Linked DNA regions of Mus musculus: region 2 is linked to region 1. A link is a loop called in an ENCODE intact Hi-C map of the cell type or tissue named here. Cell type or tissue: heart. All regions are shown on one strand.

The links. Peaks named below come from ENCODE experiments on the same cell type or tissue, not always from the same donor. Only the 100,000 strongest peaks of a DNase experiment are listed, where the experiment ranks them.
Region 2: a loop joins it to region 1, with 7 times the contacts of the local background. A loop is called at or near these places in 4 of 42 quality-filtered maps.

What each region holds. Positions count from the first base shown.
Region 1 is chr6:21,106,482-21,114,481 of GRCm38, reverse strand. No RefSeq gene overlaps it. Among named protein-coding and RNA genes, the nearest start is that of Gm26373, 18 kb to the left of the region's middle. In heart, no CTCF peak of the experiment used is centred here; a DNase peak (open chromatin) is centred at 3,061.
Region 2 is chr6:21,048,391-21,056,390 of GRCm38, reverse strand. No RefSeq gene overlaps it. Among named protein-coding and RNA genes, the nearest start is that of Gm23960, 39 kb to the right of the region's middle. In heart, no CTCF peak of the experiment used is centred here; no DNase peak of the experiment used is centred here.

The sequences.
Region 1 (8,000 bases):
AAACGAAAAGAAAAGAAAAGAAAAGAAAAGAAAAGAAAAGAAAAGAAAGAAAAGCAGCACCTTGGACAGGTTGTCACTGATATTGTGATATATATTACAGGAAAGTAATGAAAGGTTCCTATCTTTCATCTCTTCATTCTTTAGGGGTTGACATTTTTGGATGATGGTGCACATGGCAGAAAACCAATATATCTGCAAGAATAAGACAACTGCCTTATTTTTATATAATTGGTTCCTTGGTCAGAGTGGTGTTCTATATTATCTCTTACTAGCATGAGATAGAGACAAAGATGGAGAGAGAGAGAGAGAGAGAGAGAGAGAGAGAGATGGAGAGAGAGGGGGAGAGACAGACAGACAGACAGACAGACAGACAGAGACAGAAAGAATACCAAATTCAGACTGAAAACCTATTACACTGGAGTAAAATTGTTACGTCTACAGACAGAATGAACTGTGTGACCTTCACCACCCTCTGTTTTGTTCCCTGCCCTATATGGTAATTTATTCAGACATTACAGCTGGTCACTAATACCTAGTAATGGTGGCTTCAAGTTCAAACTTGATGAGAATTTTATGTGAAACTGTGAGTACAAATAATTTTGTTAACAGATAAAGAAATTTATTGTTCAACACTGTTATACTTGAATAAAGAGCCAGTCAATGTAAAATAAGTCACTTTGTCCATATGCTATTGAAAAATTCTTATTCATGAAGAGACTTATTGTATTTTCTACAACATAGAGTTTTGTTGTCTTGTAATTTCAGACTATGTACAGACTCTAATAGATAATATATTTTTCAATAACCCTGTAGTAATATCGCTTTCCATACCTGAAAATATGACTGGATTCTTAAGTACATATATTCAGGATTTCCTTTTTATGGTACGTGTAGATTATCAAATATGTTAGTAAAAATAATCATGGGTATGATTTTCCAATTTTGTCTGTCTTTGAATAAAGGTAAAATTGAATCCTATGAACCAGGATTTCTAAATATATCATTATCTATTTTTAATCAAAGCTTTAAAAACATAGTGTCTATAGTAGACAAGATCAATAAGGACACATTGCAGAAATTACAATGAATAGTAGTAATAATAAGAACATGTGGAACTATACGCACATGCAGCTCACATTTGAAAGCTGTTCTGAATTTGAAGCCAGTCTTACAGTTTCATCTTCTTTGATAAAAGAAATGGTACTGTTTGAGGCCCTTATGTAAGTTTTAGGACATGGCACCTTTGATTGATATATTATATGTATCAATTAGAGCTGTCTTTCTGGTTTTCTCTGTCTGCATCATGCATGGGGATAGAAATGTGCTCAGCCAGTTTCTTGCCCAAGTAGCCCTCTTCCATGCCTTCCTAACCATTCTGGACTCTCCAGGTACTGTAAGTAAAATAAACTACTTCTCTGATTTATATTTAGCCAGATTTTTTTTTTAAACAGCAACAACGAGAGTAACCAATACAGAATCCAGGGAGTACTCTTCCTGTTATGAGTTCATGGACTAGAGGATTCTGAGTTGATGAGCAGCTTAGCTCACACAGACTATTCATCCACTGTTCTAGCAACAAGCTTATGAAGATGTCAACATAAATCAATGACTATCAGTGGATGGTATGCTTTACATTCCAAATATCTCCTAGGTTCATGTGTTTAAGTACTTGTTCTCCAGACAGTAGTGATGTGTGGAAAAAGTGTAGAGACTTTGAATGGTGGAACTTAACTGAATTAGCTGTCCCTGTGGGATTTGGCCTTAGTATCTGTTTGAGGATGTGTGAGGTTATTTACTGAAGTATAAGAAGCTTCTTAACAGCTACACCACAGAAGAAAATGACAACTAATCTCAAAACTCTGAACTGCCAATTTCTCTCAGGAAAGGATAGTGTCTGACACAAAGTCCCTTAATCACCTTATCAAGGATAGAATAGCAGCTGCTATTCAAATTGCCAGGGAAAAGAGCATTTTTATATTAGTCCCTCTCCTTAGTAAAGCTGAAATTCATATTAACATAGGCTGTGATAGTATCACACTATAATTTTCCACTAATATTTCTATATTGAAAAATAGTAGATAAGCTAAGACTTCTTTTTTCTTACTTATACAAACACATCAAAGTCTCCAGAGTTTCTGAACACATCTGTTTATAAAGCAAACACAGGAACTGGAGAGAGATCATAATATGTGTTAACTAAGTCACTTGTAAGCTACCTTATATCCAAAATTCATTTTATGATTGATGCTTCCCTCACCTTTGGTTATAGGTTGAGTACAAAGCTCATGGATATTTCAGCAGTTGTAAATGCCCTACATCTGTGGATAGGAGTTATTCCAATATACTTATAGAGTTCAACTGAGGAAATGAAAAGTCTATTAATTACAATATTGACAATACTAGGAATTTATTAATAGGCTCTTTTAAGTAGGTTGTGATGTATCTATAGGCTTGTAGAAAAATTAGCTTCTTGCAATTGTTACTACCAAATCTTTTGGATGAACACAAGAAGCACGTATTTCTCTAGAAAAACAGACTCACTCAAAAAACAAAACAAAACAAAACAAAACAAAACAAAACAAAACAAAACAAAACAAAACTTCATTTGCCTTGTGCACATAGTGATAGTCTCTGAAGGGTACATTCTCTGTTACCAAGAGTACATAAACCAAATACTTTAGGCTGACCTATCTCACCTTGCAAACTGCCTCTAGGTACTCTTATCTACTGAACCAAGTGGCAAGACAACTTTCAGAAAGTACACAAATGCAGTTTGTAGGCCTTATACTACGATACAGGACAGACTAGGAAATGGGTAAAGAGTCATTTGAGCTCCTATGGGCTGGAGAAAGGTAAACAAAACTATATCCCTAGTTTTCCATTTTTGAGTTATAATATAACCCAGAAACTTATGAAGATTTAAATTGCTGCAGTACATATTTGATCATGAGGGAGCAAGCTCTGTAGGGCTCTGCTATACTTAGAGTCAGCCTGGTGATCAGAAATCATCTGACACTTTGTTTCTTTGCTTGTCTGGTGCTTGATGCTGGTTATCACTGGGACCTCAGCTGAGGCTGTGCCTGGAACAGCTCTATCTGCCCCGTCCAAACCACTACTTGGCATGTACTTATATGACCTAGTTCCAAGGATGAATATCCCCTGAGAATTATGTTGCAAGCTGTGAAATTTAAAAGACTCAGTGCTGTTTGGATTTCAAGGGAAGATCCTATAGGAGCAGAACTCTAGGGAAAGACATGTTAAAAGAATTTTATAATAAGGACATGTCAGAGAAAACATATTAGCCTGGACATGTTTTGAAAGTATACCCAGCATACCAAGAAATTCATAGAACTCCAAAGCTCTGGTACAGACAACTGATTTGAGTTCATGTACTAGTGACCTATAATTAACCAAATTTTAGGCTATACATATCTTTAAATTCCAAATCTCTAGTGAATGTACCAAACTGATTTTCTCAGTCTCATAGTCTATAGTTTTAAAAACCTGTCTCCATATATTAGGCAGATAATCCTTGGTATAAATCATCAAAATCTTGAAATTGGTCTATGTTTTAATTAATATGACTTTTTTTTTGTAACACACTGGGTTCTGAACTTAAAAGCTTTCAAATATTTGGAAGAATGAGCCTAAGACTGTGCTTCTGGGTCTGTGCCTACTGTACAGTGGTAAATCACTTGCCTAGCATTCATGTGGTCTTAGGCTTAACAACAACAACAGCAGCAACAACAGCAACACAGAAACACACACACACACACACACACACACACACACACACACAGTGTTCTTGCGTGCACATCTCTGTCATTCAGATCTTTTCAGAGTTATTTTATTTTTGTTCTATTTCTAAAATGTGGCAATCATTGTCATGCTTTTCTCTGAATTCACAGCTTCCATTGGTTTCCTACCCAGAATAGGAGTCTTATAAAGCTGTGCATTCAGATGATAAAATGTGGTCAACAGGGGCTTAAATCTTACAGTTGCAATTGCTATTTATACTAAGAGAAACCCCTTAACTCAACCTTCAAATTTATATGTCATTGTCTTTTAAAATTTCCAGGATGTTTATAAACAACTCACCAAGCCATTTAGGATAATTCTCATATATCTTTCTATGGTTCCTAAAATCCTACTGTCAGACCCCATACTATAGACATTCTAGTGAGATCAGCTTGTTAAAAGCAATGAAAAAAAATAATGTTTTAAAATCATGATAAAAATTTTTTATCACAATTTAAAAAATATTTTATTAGATATTTTCTTTACATTTCAAGTGTTATCCCCTTTCCTAGTTTCCCCTCCAAAAATTCCCTCTCCCCTCCCCTCTCCCCTCCCCCCCCCACTCCCCAAAGCCCCCACTCCCATTCCTGGTCCTGGCATTCCCCTATACTAGGGCATAAAACCTTCACAGGACCTAGGGCCTCTCCTCCCTTGATGACTGAATAGGTCATCCATCCTCTGCTACATATATAGCTAGAGCCACAAATTGCATCATGTGTTTTCTTTGATTGGTGGTTTAGTTCCAAGGAGCTCTGGGGGTACTGGTTATTTCAAACTGATGTTCCTCCTATGGGGTTTCAGACTCCTTCAGCTCCTTGGATACTTTCTGTAGCTCCTTCATTGGTGACCTTGTGCTCTGTCCAATGTATGATTGTGAGCATCCACTTCTGTATTTGCCAGGTACTGGTAGAGCCCCTCAGGAGACAGCTATATCAGCCTCCTGTCAGCAGACTTTTGTTGGCATCTGCCATAGTGTCTGGGGTTGTTTATGGGATGGATCCCCAATTGGGGCAGTCTCTGGATGGTCATTCCTTCAGTCTCAGCTCCAAACTTTGTCTCTGTAACTCCTATGGGTATTTTGTTCCCCCTTAAAGAAGGATTCTGAAATTCTGGGCTATTATCCACTTATCAGTGAGTGCATATCATGTGTGTTCTTTTGTGATTGGGTTACCTCAGTCAAGATGGTATCCTCCAGATCCATCCATTTGTCTAAGAGTTCCATAAATTCATTGTTTTTAATAGCTGACTAGTACTCCATTGTGTAAATGTACCACATTTTCTGTATCCAATCCTCTGTTGAGGGACATCTGGGTTCTTTCCAGCTTCTGGCTATTATAAATAAGTTTCTATGAACATAGTGGAACATGTGTCCTCATTACATGTTGGAACATCTTCTGGATATGCCCAGGAGTGGTATTGCTGGATCTTCTGGTAGAACTATGTCCAATTTTCTGAGGAACCACCAAACTGATTTTCAGAGTGGTTGTACCAGCTTGCAATTTGACCAGCAATGGGAGAGTGTTCCTCTTTCTCCTCATCCTTGCCAGGATCTGCTGTCACCTGAGTTTTTTATCTTAGCCATTCTGACTGGTATGAGGTGAAATCTCAGGGTTGTTTGCTCTTTCCTACATTTTCCTATATTTCTAGAGTGGCCTCCCTTTTTTCTTTATTGTTTCTACTTTCATTTTTAGATCATGGATGGTTTTGTTCAAGTCTTTCACCTGAATGGATGAATTTTCCTGTATTTCTTTAAGGGAGTTGTTTATTTCCTTCTTATAGTCCTCCATCATCACCGTGATAGGTGATTTTAAATCCATATCTTGCTTTTCTGGTGTGAAGGTGTATTCAGGAATTGCTATGGTGGGAGAGTTTGATTCTGATGATGCCAAGTAACCTTGGTTTCTGTTGCTTCTGTTCTTACACTTGCCTCCTGCCATCTGAATATCTCAAATGCTCCCTGCCCTCAATATATCTGACTGGAGCCTATCCTTCCTGTAATCCTGGTTGATTCAGGACTCCTCAGAGTCCAGCTTTCTCTGTGATCCTGTGACTCCAGGATCCTGTGAACCTGAGATTCTGGGTGTGTCAAGAGTTCTTGGCAGTCAAGCTTCCTGAGACCCTGAGATCCTTATGTGACCAAGCTTCTGGGATCCTGGGATCCTGGAATCCTAAGTTCCTGGGTGTGTTACAGTGCTTGGAAGGGATACTTCCTCTGGGGACCATGGGGCTGTCCACTGTGCTTGAAACCAAAGTAGACCAGCATGGAGCAGAAGGAACCTGAGCTGCTGGTCGGGCGGGGCTCCTGTGTCCTTACTCCTGCTGTTACAGGCCCCTCGTATTCGTCTTGGAACAGATGTTGTGTTCCACTTACCAGTGATCCTAAGATCCTGGGCATGCTAGTGCATCTGCAGCATGGAAGGTCCACTGGCGACTGTCGATAAAAAATTTTAAATGTGTTGATGTCCTTTACTGAAACAATCAGGTCTACATAAATGAGTTTTAAACAAAAGAGTAAGCTATGTTAACTTCCTCCTGGATGTTTTGCTAAGACAAATTCGTGGAAAACACAAAGATGGATGGAAGATGTTTATTGGATGGTCTGATGTTTAGATAACTGGTATGTCTTGTTACAGTAGAAAGAGACAATGTTTGAAGGTGCAGTTACCAGAATCATTCTTGTCACAACAGATGAGACACTGAACAAAAAGTCAATGAGAGGGTTAGTATTACTAATAATTTATTTTATTAATTAATCATCTTCTGCAGAAGACTAAATTACTACTACTACAACCCTCACTCTCTTATCCCCCTAAAACTTTTAATTTTGTAACATATTTTCACCTTGTTAGAATTTGTAGCATTTTTCCTTTTGAATTCAGAATTCTACTTGCTTCAAAATGTGAACTGTATATTTATGCGATTTCACATGCTTTCAAAGTTTGTACATGTCTTTTTATTTGTTTGTTTGTTGGTTTTTGTTCTTTTAATTTTGGAAACACTTTTGGTTTGCAAAATGTCGGTATATAGATTTCTCCCCCCCCCCACTCCCAACACACAAATATGAAATGTGGTCTTCCCTGTTTTTTTCACATATGAGAGGATCTCCACTTTGCTTTGCCTTTTTGTTTGTTTGTTTTTGTTTGTTTGTTTGTTTGTTTTGTTTTTCGAGACAGGGTTTCTCTGCAAAGCACTTGCTGTCCTGGAACTCACTTTGTAGACCAGGCTGGCCTCGAACTCAGAAATCTGCCTGCCTCTGCATCCTGAGTACTGGGATTCAAGGCGTGCGCCACCATGCCCAGCTCCTTTGCAAACATTTCCAGTGTTTCCACATTTTTACTGCCTTGTTTCTGTTTGTGTCTGAGCTCTGTTCAGTTTTCTCTTTGCTGAACATTTATTCTCCTTTCCACTCACTTAAATAAAATATGCTTTAACAATTTCTGACTCTTCAAATATCTGGTATATAATTCAATACTGATTTCTATCTTTTAATGTGGTTTGGCATACTGGGCATATTTTGGATTACTGATGCATTTTGGTTTAATGTTCATTTCATGGACATTTTCTGGTGGTATCATTTCTTTAAATCAGTTTCCAGGTTGGATTGAGTCATTCTGTTTTAGTAGCCCTCAGAATGGTCACTGCTCTGTTTGTCTCTATTACCCTATTATCTCATTCTTATCATTTCAATCTATCTTTTTCTCAGCCTTTGAGCCAGAACACAGAACGCAACAGATACTATCCTCCTTATTTTTCTAGTATCACTCTAGTTTGTAAGGTTGATCTGCATTCTGCTTCTCTAACATTATTTTAAAAAGAAAACCCAAACCAAAACACTTCAGTTTTTTCATGGAATCTTTACTACCAAAGTAATCTTTTGAATGTTTACATTTCTGAAAAATTTCTCTTCTACTTTTTGGTATTTTATAAATTTTTCTTCATTAATATTTTGTTAATTCAATATAAAGAAATATCTCAGAAAAACAATTTAAGGTGCTTTTCAAAGGGAATTGGGATGTAAATAGATGCTAGACTATTTCTTATAATGTCACTATTTTTCCCCTTTATTTGTTCTTATCTGATCTCAATTGATAAAAAGTGATGAAACTTCTAGTACTCACATCATTCCTCAGCCTCTCTCATTATAGTATATGAAAAATAACTACGTAGTTTTAAGCTCTAAATTCAATAAATTACTACTTCTG
Region 2 (8,000 bases), 58 kb after region 1:
AGGCTTTTGCCTCAGCACAGGACTTGCCTCAGTACAGGTCTCGCCTCAGCCCTTGTATCCAATCAGTCCAAGTCCTTGGAAGTAGCAACAAACTGCAGCACACCACAAGTTTTTTGGTGTACATTTCTCTATGATGTCCTGACAAATGCAGCTCAATTATGCAATATAAGCTGGACCAATAATGCATGTCATTAGCAAAGAATCTTTCATCACATGTTGTTTCATCTGCTTGCTTTAGCAGAACATCCTCTCTCCTGTATCTGCTTCAGCAAAACCTTCCTTCACAAGTCTGCCTTAGCCATTCATATCTGTGTCTACTTTAATGAAATGAGACAAAGTCCAAGGAGAATGAATAGAAATAAGTAGTTGTGTAGGCTGGGGAGCCTGGAGAAACACTAGAAAGTTCCAGATTCCAGAGAGAGGTGCCCAGGTCCTAGTGAAGATGACATTAGCCAAAATACCCAACAGCAGGGAGATAGAACGTGAAGAGACTACCTCCAGTAGATAGACATGAATCACACGTAAGGATGGTGTCACCCACCCATCTAAAATATGTAAACCCAGAATTATCCCTATCTAAAGGAAATGCAGGGACAAAATGGTGAAGAGGCTGAAAGAAAGGCCATCCAGAGACTTCCCCCATTATGCTATCCATTTCATCAGCAGACATAAAACCCCAACACTATTGCTGATGCCAAGATGTGCTTACAGACAAATGCCTGGTATGGCTGTCCTCTGAGAGTATCTGCCAGCACCTGATGGATACAAATGCAGAAACTCACAGCCAAACATTGGACTGACCCCTGGGATGGCAGTGGAAGAGTTAGAGGAAGTGTTAAAGGTGTTGAAAGGGATTGCAATCCCACAGAAAAATCAACAGTATCAATTAATTGAGCCCCTTAGAGCTTCTAGAGAATAAACCACCATCCAAAAAGTATACAAAGACTGGTCCATGACTCCTGCTACATATGTAGCAGAGAAGCCCCAGAGAAGGGGGATGCTAGAAGGGTGAAGTGGGAGTGGGTACATGGGTGGGTGGGAGAGAAACATCTTTTATTTTTCTTTTATTGGATATTTCCTTTATTTACATTTCAAATGTTATATCCTTTCCAGATCTCTCCTCTGGAAATCCCCTCCTCCTTTCTCTCTCCCCCTGCCTCTATGATGGGTGTTGTCCTATCCACCTACTCCCACGTTCCTGCTATGGCATTCACCTACACTGGGGTATCAAAACCCCTCAGGCCCAAGGGCCACTCCTTCCTCTGATGTCCAACAATGACATCCTCTGCCACATATGTGGCTGGAGCCCTGGGACCCAGGGAGAGAACCCTATTAGAGGTAAAAGGGAGGTGCATAGGTTTGGGGAATTCATGGATGGGAGACCAAGAAAGGGAATAACATTTGAAATGTAAACATATAAAATGATTAATAAAAAAAAATAATTTGTAGGTCTCAACTTAAGTACCTGTTAGCATATGCTGGTATGCTCTGTAAATATTATTATAAATAATTCTTAAGCCAGGAATGGTCATGTCCTCTTTTAGCACTCAAGAAACAAAGACAGGTTAATCTCTATGAGTGTGAAGCCAGCTTGGACAATAAATAAATAAACAAATGTTTTATACATAACATAAATATATTTATAAATATATAAATTTAATATATTATAAATAGATAGGCATTGAAATAAGTAAATAAGTAAATAAGTAAATAAATAAATAAATAAATAAATAAATAAATAAAATTTTGCCTGAAGTATGTGCCGAGATACAACAATATTTCATGGTATCTTTCTATGTGATCCAAGAGGTTTAAAATATATATAAAATCAATTTTTTATATTTGATAATCATATAAACAGAATTTGAAATGCACAAGGGAGAATTGGTAGTTTCCATTAAAGTAATTCGTGGGCTTATGAAAAATCAAATTAGTGTTGATACTTTCTGTCTTAAATGGGCTGGCCAGCAATCTCCAAATATCAAAATCTTAGCTGATATTCTGTCACCCATTGGTGATGGAAAAATCTGATATATTGAAATATTCTTGGAGTGAGTCCCTTTAAGTTTCAGGAAGTTTTAAAAAAAATCTTATAAGACTCAAGAAGCAAAGACACCACAAGATAGCTAAGAATTTCCTGAAATCAGAAAGATCCACAATGGCATTCTCCATGGTTGAAAGCAGTAACAAATTCTCTGGAATGCCAACCTCTGAACTGTTGAGCTGCCTGGGTTTCCCCCAAGGGAGCTCCAGGGATGCAGGCATTCTGAGTCATCACCAATGCTTGCACATGATTTAGGTGATACAACTGCCTTGGTGCCATCCCTATTCTTATAAATAAGTCCAAGAAACTTATTGATTCACTAAGTTAGACTTGTTATCTTCCAAGATACCTAGGATTTTCTTAGGAGTGTTTACTACTAATAAACTCAGAATTATTTATTTCCTTATTTATTTAAAAATAAACAGACTTATTTTCAAATACTTGACAGTATTACACTTAGTATTTTACCCAAACAAAATGATTTAATGGGTATAGTCATCATTTGCTGTGTGCTTTTGCATTAATGTCAAATAGATGCTGTGACAAATTATCTAATGTTTCATGGTTTATATAAACAAAGATTTATCCATTGTTTTCTGTTATACAATATAGAAAACAGGTTTATAAGCCCAGAGACAAGTATGTGTAGGCCTATGATTCTTATTTTCATCTCTTGGAAAGATTTTACAGATTTGAACCATCTGTTGCATTCATTTCTTTACTGTGATGGAACTCTCTTTGCTAGTATCTTTCCCAGCTTCTAGAGGCTGCCTGTATACATTGGGCATCTTTGTCCATTATTCAAAGCAGCTATCAGGTTCAAGTCTTGTCTACATATGCATGAGATCTCTTTTCTTCTGTGTTTCCTTCCTGATTTATCTGAAGACAAATGTCCTTGACCAATATCCCTGCTGCCTTAGGAGAGCAAAGGTTATACTAGCCACCTGGATTATTCAAGATCATTTTTTATTCTTCATATTAAGAACCTTAATATGAGGGTGTAAATAACCTTAAGTCTGTCTATGAAGTTGTTTTAGATCAGTAACTAGGGTGGCACTTGATTGAATAACCAGGGATGAAAATCTAGGTTGGACATGTTTATAAAATTTCTTATGACATTATTATCCTTATTTTTATATAAAAACAAGCTAAATACTAAGCATTCAAACATTCAGCAATGATATAAAGTCTAAAGTAGAGCAGCTGCATATTCAGGCATAAGACACTATGATAATTTCTATTTTATAATAGGGAATTGAAACAGATGCTATTATAGTATTCCAGACATTGAACAGACAACATAAATTAAGTAAACTACCAGGATACACCAATAGTAATTCTGGAGACATTAAATATTTAAGTGTAAAAAAAAAGCATATAAAACATATTAGAAAAGTTGGTGGGTTTCTATCTCCAACTGAAATCATAACCCTATAAGACACTCAGAGAAAACAACATAGCAGAAAAATTACTATCTACAATAGAAATGTTATAATTCAAACCCTATTTTTAAGGGAGAGAATATCCTCATAAGATTCAAATCATATGTAAATCTCTTAGAAACATAGTATTCAGTTGTTTTTTTGTTTTTTGTTGTTTTTTTTTTTTTCAGTCACAGTCTTCTCACAAGCTTATAAAAGACTTAACACTTAAAGGTGAAATATTAGTCTAATTTCTTTTTTTGGAACAGAAAAAAAAAAAAAAGAAAAGAAAAAAAGAATGGTTTCCACCTTGCTTGCTTGTATTATACTGTGAGAGGTCCTAATTATCACAGCAAGTAAAACAGCAGAAAGAAAACATGCAACTCGGGAAGAAAAAGCCTTGTCACAGCTTGCTGACAAGATAATTCTTTAAATACATTTAAGATAATATGACAACAGCTTATTCATTTTTATTAAAATGAAAATTTAGTATTCATGAAAAGAAAATTAAATTTGACACTGGAAATCAAATATATATGAGGAATTGCCATCATGGTGAGTCCCTGAGAATTCTGAAATAAAATAAATATCAATGTAGCAAATTAACTACTTCCTAAACACAATCTGAAAACATCAGAAAACACTACAGCTCAAGAAGCAGAATTTTCCCGTTGTCTGAAACTTGGGATAAAGGTACAAGAAAGAGGACTGTAACAATTGTTTAAATCTTTGGAGAAATATTTAACCTAAATTGACTATATCCCAGATCATCTTTTTTGCAACTTTAGGCCCCTGAACTCCTTATTTGTGAAGTTTTTATGTGATCACACCCACAATTGTTAATCTTTTGAGGATGCAAATAATTTGAACTTTCTCCAGAGTTGTGAAACTTGGCAGAGTTTCTCCAAAACTGGGGTGAGTTATTGCAGGAGTTGGGAGTGATGGTCATCTTTTGGTGTATAATTGTCACAAACAGGCCTGCTCTCCTTGTTACTGCGATGGTGTGGGATCATAAATTTAGGGGCACTACTTCCAGTCATGAAAGTAAATGAACATGGCTTTGTTGACTGAAATCAAACACAGGAGACTCTAGATTCTCCATTGCACATGATTAAAACCTCGCTTGTCTTTTAGTCCAGCCATGCTGAAATAAAGTACTATGCTTTTCTCCCTCATACTCTATCTTGAGCGTCGTCTGTCACATTTTGCTTGGGTTTGTATAATATTTGCCTTAGCATTGCACACACAGGAGATGGAAGCAGAAATGATGTGTCCTTTAATCTATTTATGTAACGTAAAAATCAACCACAAACTAGATGTAGAAACGTGGAGTTCATGAACTTCAAGTCAGATTTAAATTTTGATTTGTTTTTCCACAGACTATTTACTGAGAGTGAGTTAGATTTATGAATATGAAGCATTTTACATCATTTCCATAGGCTTAACTAGTTCTTTGAGAGTTTCATAGAATATACTTTGATCATAATTAACTCCTTGTCAAATCTTCCATGATCCATTCTTCTTCACTATCCAACCAATTTTGTAGTTATTTATTTATTTTTGTTTTCCTTTTCACTTTTTAATCCTTCAAAACACATATTTGTGCTGTTCAAAAGTTTTTGGATATCTAGTCTTCTTCTTAAATATGGTTGACTTACCAGGGACACACGAGCAGAGAAAACTGTCTCCTCTTTAATAGAATAACTAAATTTGTCAGGAATTCCCTGACTAGGGATGGGATTGTGTGCCCAACTTCATTTTGAATGCTGGAATATAATCCTGCTGTTCTTTAAGGTTTTGTTGATGGTGTTACAACTATTATGGGTTTATATATGCAGCTTCTGCTGTGTCCACAAGATATTTCCACTATCTCTGGCTGATATATAGGTTTCATTTTGTGATGTAAGAATTAAGTCTAATCAGAAAGTACTGGCTTACTCTGAGGTTGTTCTTGCATCTTTTCACCAGTAGACAGGTCTCACCAGGACAGTAGTCATTGTAATTTGGAGGTTCATAGAGAGCTATCATTGATGACTGCTTTCCTACTATGGTAAGCTGTACGGTATGTTCTATAATTATAAAACCTAGCCAGTAGGGAGGAAGCAAACAGGTCTATACCAACTTGATAAAAGCTATAACTTTACTATAACTAAGGATATATATGTGATATCTTTGGAAGTGGGTTCTTATCATAAAGTCCTGGTAGGTATCAAAAAAAATGACAATATATTATAATGTTTGAGGTCTTTAAGAATCACTGGCTAACAACTCCCAACATGATAACATATTCATATTACTAAGATTTTATTAGTTTATGATGCCTAGCAGGAGACAGTATATGTGTATATGTGTGTGTGTTGTATGTATTTTATACATCATTACATTTTGAGCCAAACATATTCTGAAAGTGATGACTTCTGTCTTAGAAGCCATTAAGAAAAGAAAAAGAAGGCAATGAATAGTTTACAGAAAATGATAGATTAAAAACATAAGAATTTTAAATAAGCGATCAAGGCAATTATCAAGGGTATTGGTTGCTCTCCACACATTGCGGATAAGACCCTATTACTGAAGACAACTCTGTCATAACTCATTGAACATGGAGAAATCGGCCTGCTACCTCCCTGTTATGGACTAATGTTAGTGACATAATTAGATACTCTTCTCTGTCAAAGGGGAAATGTGAACCTTAGTGCCGCCACAATACCTTCACCATGCACTGATGACCTTTTGCAAGATGCGTTATTGCAATAGCAGCCCACAGAATGTGGGAGTAGCCAACCAGTTATCTCATTTGATTTAAGTTTCACTGCATGAGATGAATCCAAAACTCAACGCAGCTCAGGTGGCAAAGAACCTGAGACTGGATAGGTCAGGGACCTAAAGTAAAACCGAGTACTGCTTTTCTGCTAAAAAAAAAAAATGTATCCCTACCTACAATCAGCTATACTCATCCTTGCCCAGCATTCACCATGGAATCTTCTTCCTGCAGTTCATGAAAACAAATATAGAGACCCATAGCTGGAAAATGTACAGAGTGTGAGACCTTGAAACACTCAATCTTAAATGAGATGAGTCTTTCAAATCCCTCTGTTCAGCACTCCGGGAGTTTTGCAGAAGAGGCAGAAAGATAGTAAAAGCCAGAGATGATGATGGTCTCCAAGGAATAAGATATTCTAGACACATCAGGAATAAATTGTGATTCACATATGGACCTACAGAGACTGTGTTAGCAGCACACACACGTGTCTGCACAAGATGAGCTCCCAGCATTGGAAGGAAAAATATACACAAGCTTCCATCCCTATCCAAGAAGCTATCTCCAATTGATAAAAATTGGCAAATAAAAATTTATTTTTTCTTCAATAGAGTCTCACTGCAGATACAGACAATGCCTAAGGGCAAGCCCCATGTTCAGAATAGATGACCAACAAAAAATGAACTAAATGAGATCTTTGCACATTCTTTTTCTCATATTTTGACAGGGTATATTTATAAAACCTTACATGTTCCTTGTAAGTAAGTATATATTGCAAGTATGTAAGTTTCTGTTTTCTGTGTTTTTATGGAATTCCTGTATGTGAGAATATGTATCTGTGCATCTAATATGAGTTTCTGGTGCTTTTTATTCTGTTTGCTTCCTTTGTCCTATCAAAGTCTGATTTTTGTTTCAGTTTATTTTATTATTATTCTCTAGATTGTTGATGGCTCTGCAGCAAGAGACAAAAAGAGAGTGGATTCAGGTCGAAGGAGAAAGGTAGAAGATTGCCTAGCAATTAGGTGGCAGTGGTGGAGGGAACCCCTAATCACAATATATTGTATGAAAAACAATCATTTGCATAAAAGTAATAATAAAGAAAAAATATATTAAAACGTATTTTTTTATGTTGTACTCTTCCTAAGGTCGAATATCCATTTAGAGCTTTAAAATCCTTTTATGGAGATCCAATTTCAAGTATTTTGAAAGATTTTAAAAACCTAAAAATGATTGTATCAAAAAAATCTAGTATTATATTTTTAAAATTTAATCAAAAGGAAAATATGTATAATTTTTTATTAGAAAATATGTAATAAATTTTATTAAAGTACAAAGTATTAGTATATTAATTATTCTCAAGTACATCTTCAAATTGGAAAATAAATTGAAAAAGTAGCTTAATCTACCTATTACTATATTATTAATCTTTATGTAACTTTTGGGATTTAAGAAGTAAATGTCAAAATTAAAATTTATGGAATATATCTGAAGAAAATGTTAATAACATATAATAAGTAAACATTTTTTAATGTTGTATATAAGCATAACGAAGCTTGTTGGGAATTACTGATCAACTGTATTGTTTTAAAACTTAAAACATTAGTCAATATAATATGACAAGTTGAAATGAAGAGCAGAGAGTATGTGAACCCAATTCGGTGTCCTCCTATCATGTGTGTATAGGTCTCTAGTGTCTGCACACAATATCATGCCTCAAAGATATATTTTTTGTTGTTCATATGCTAAACTAATATCTATCCATACATTACATTTCATC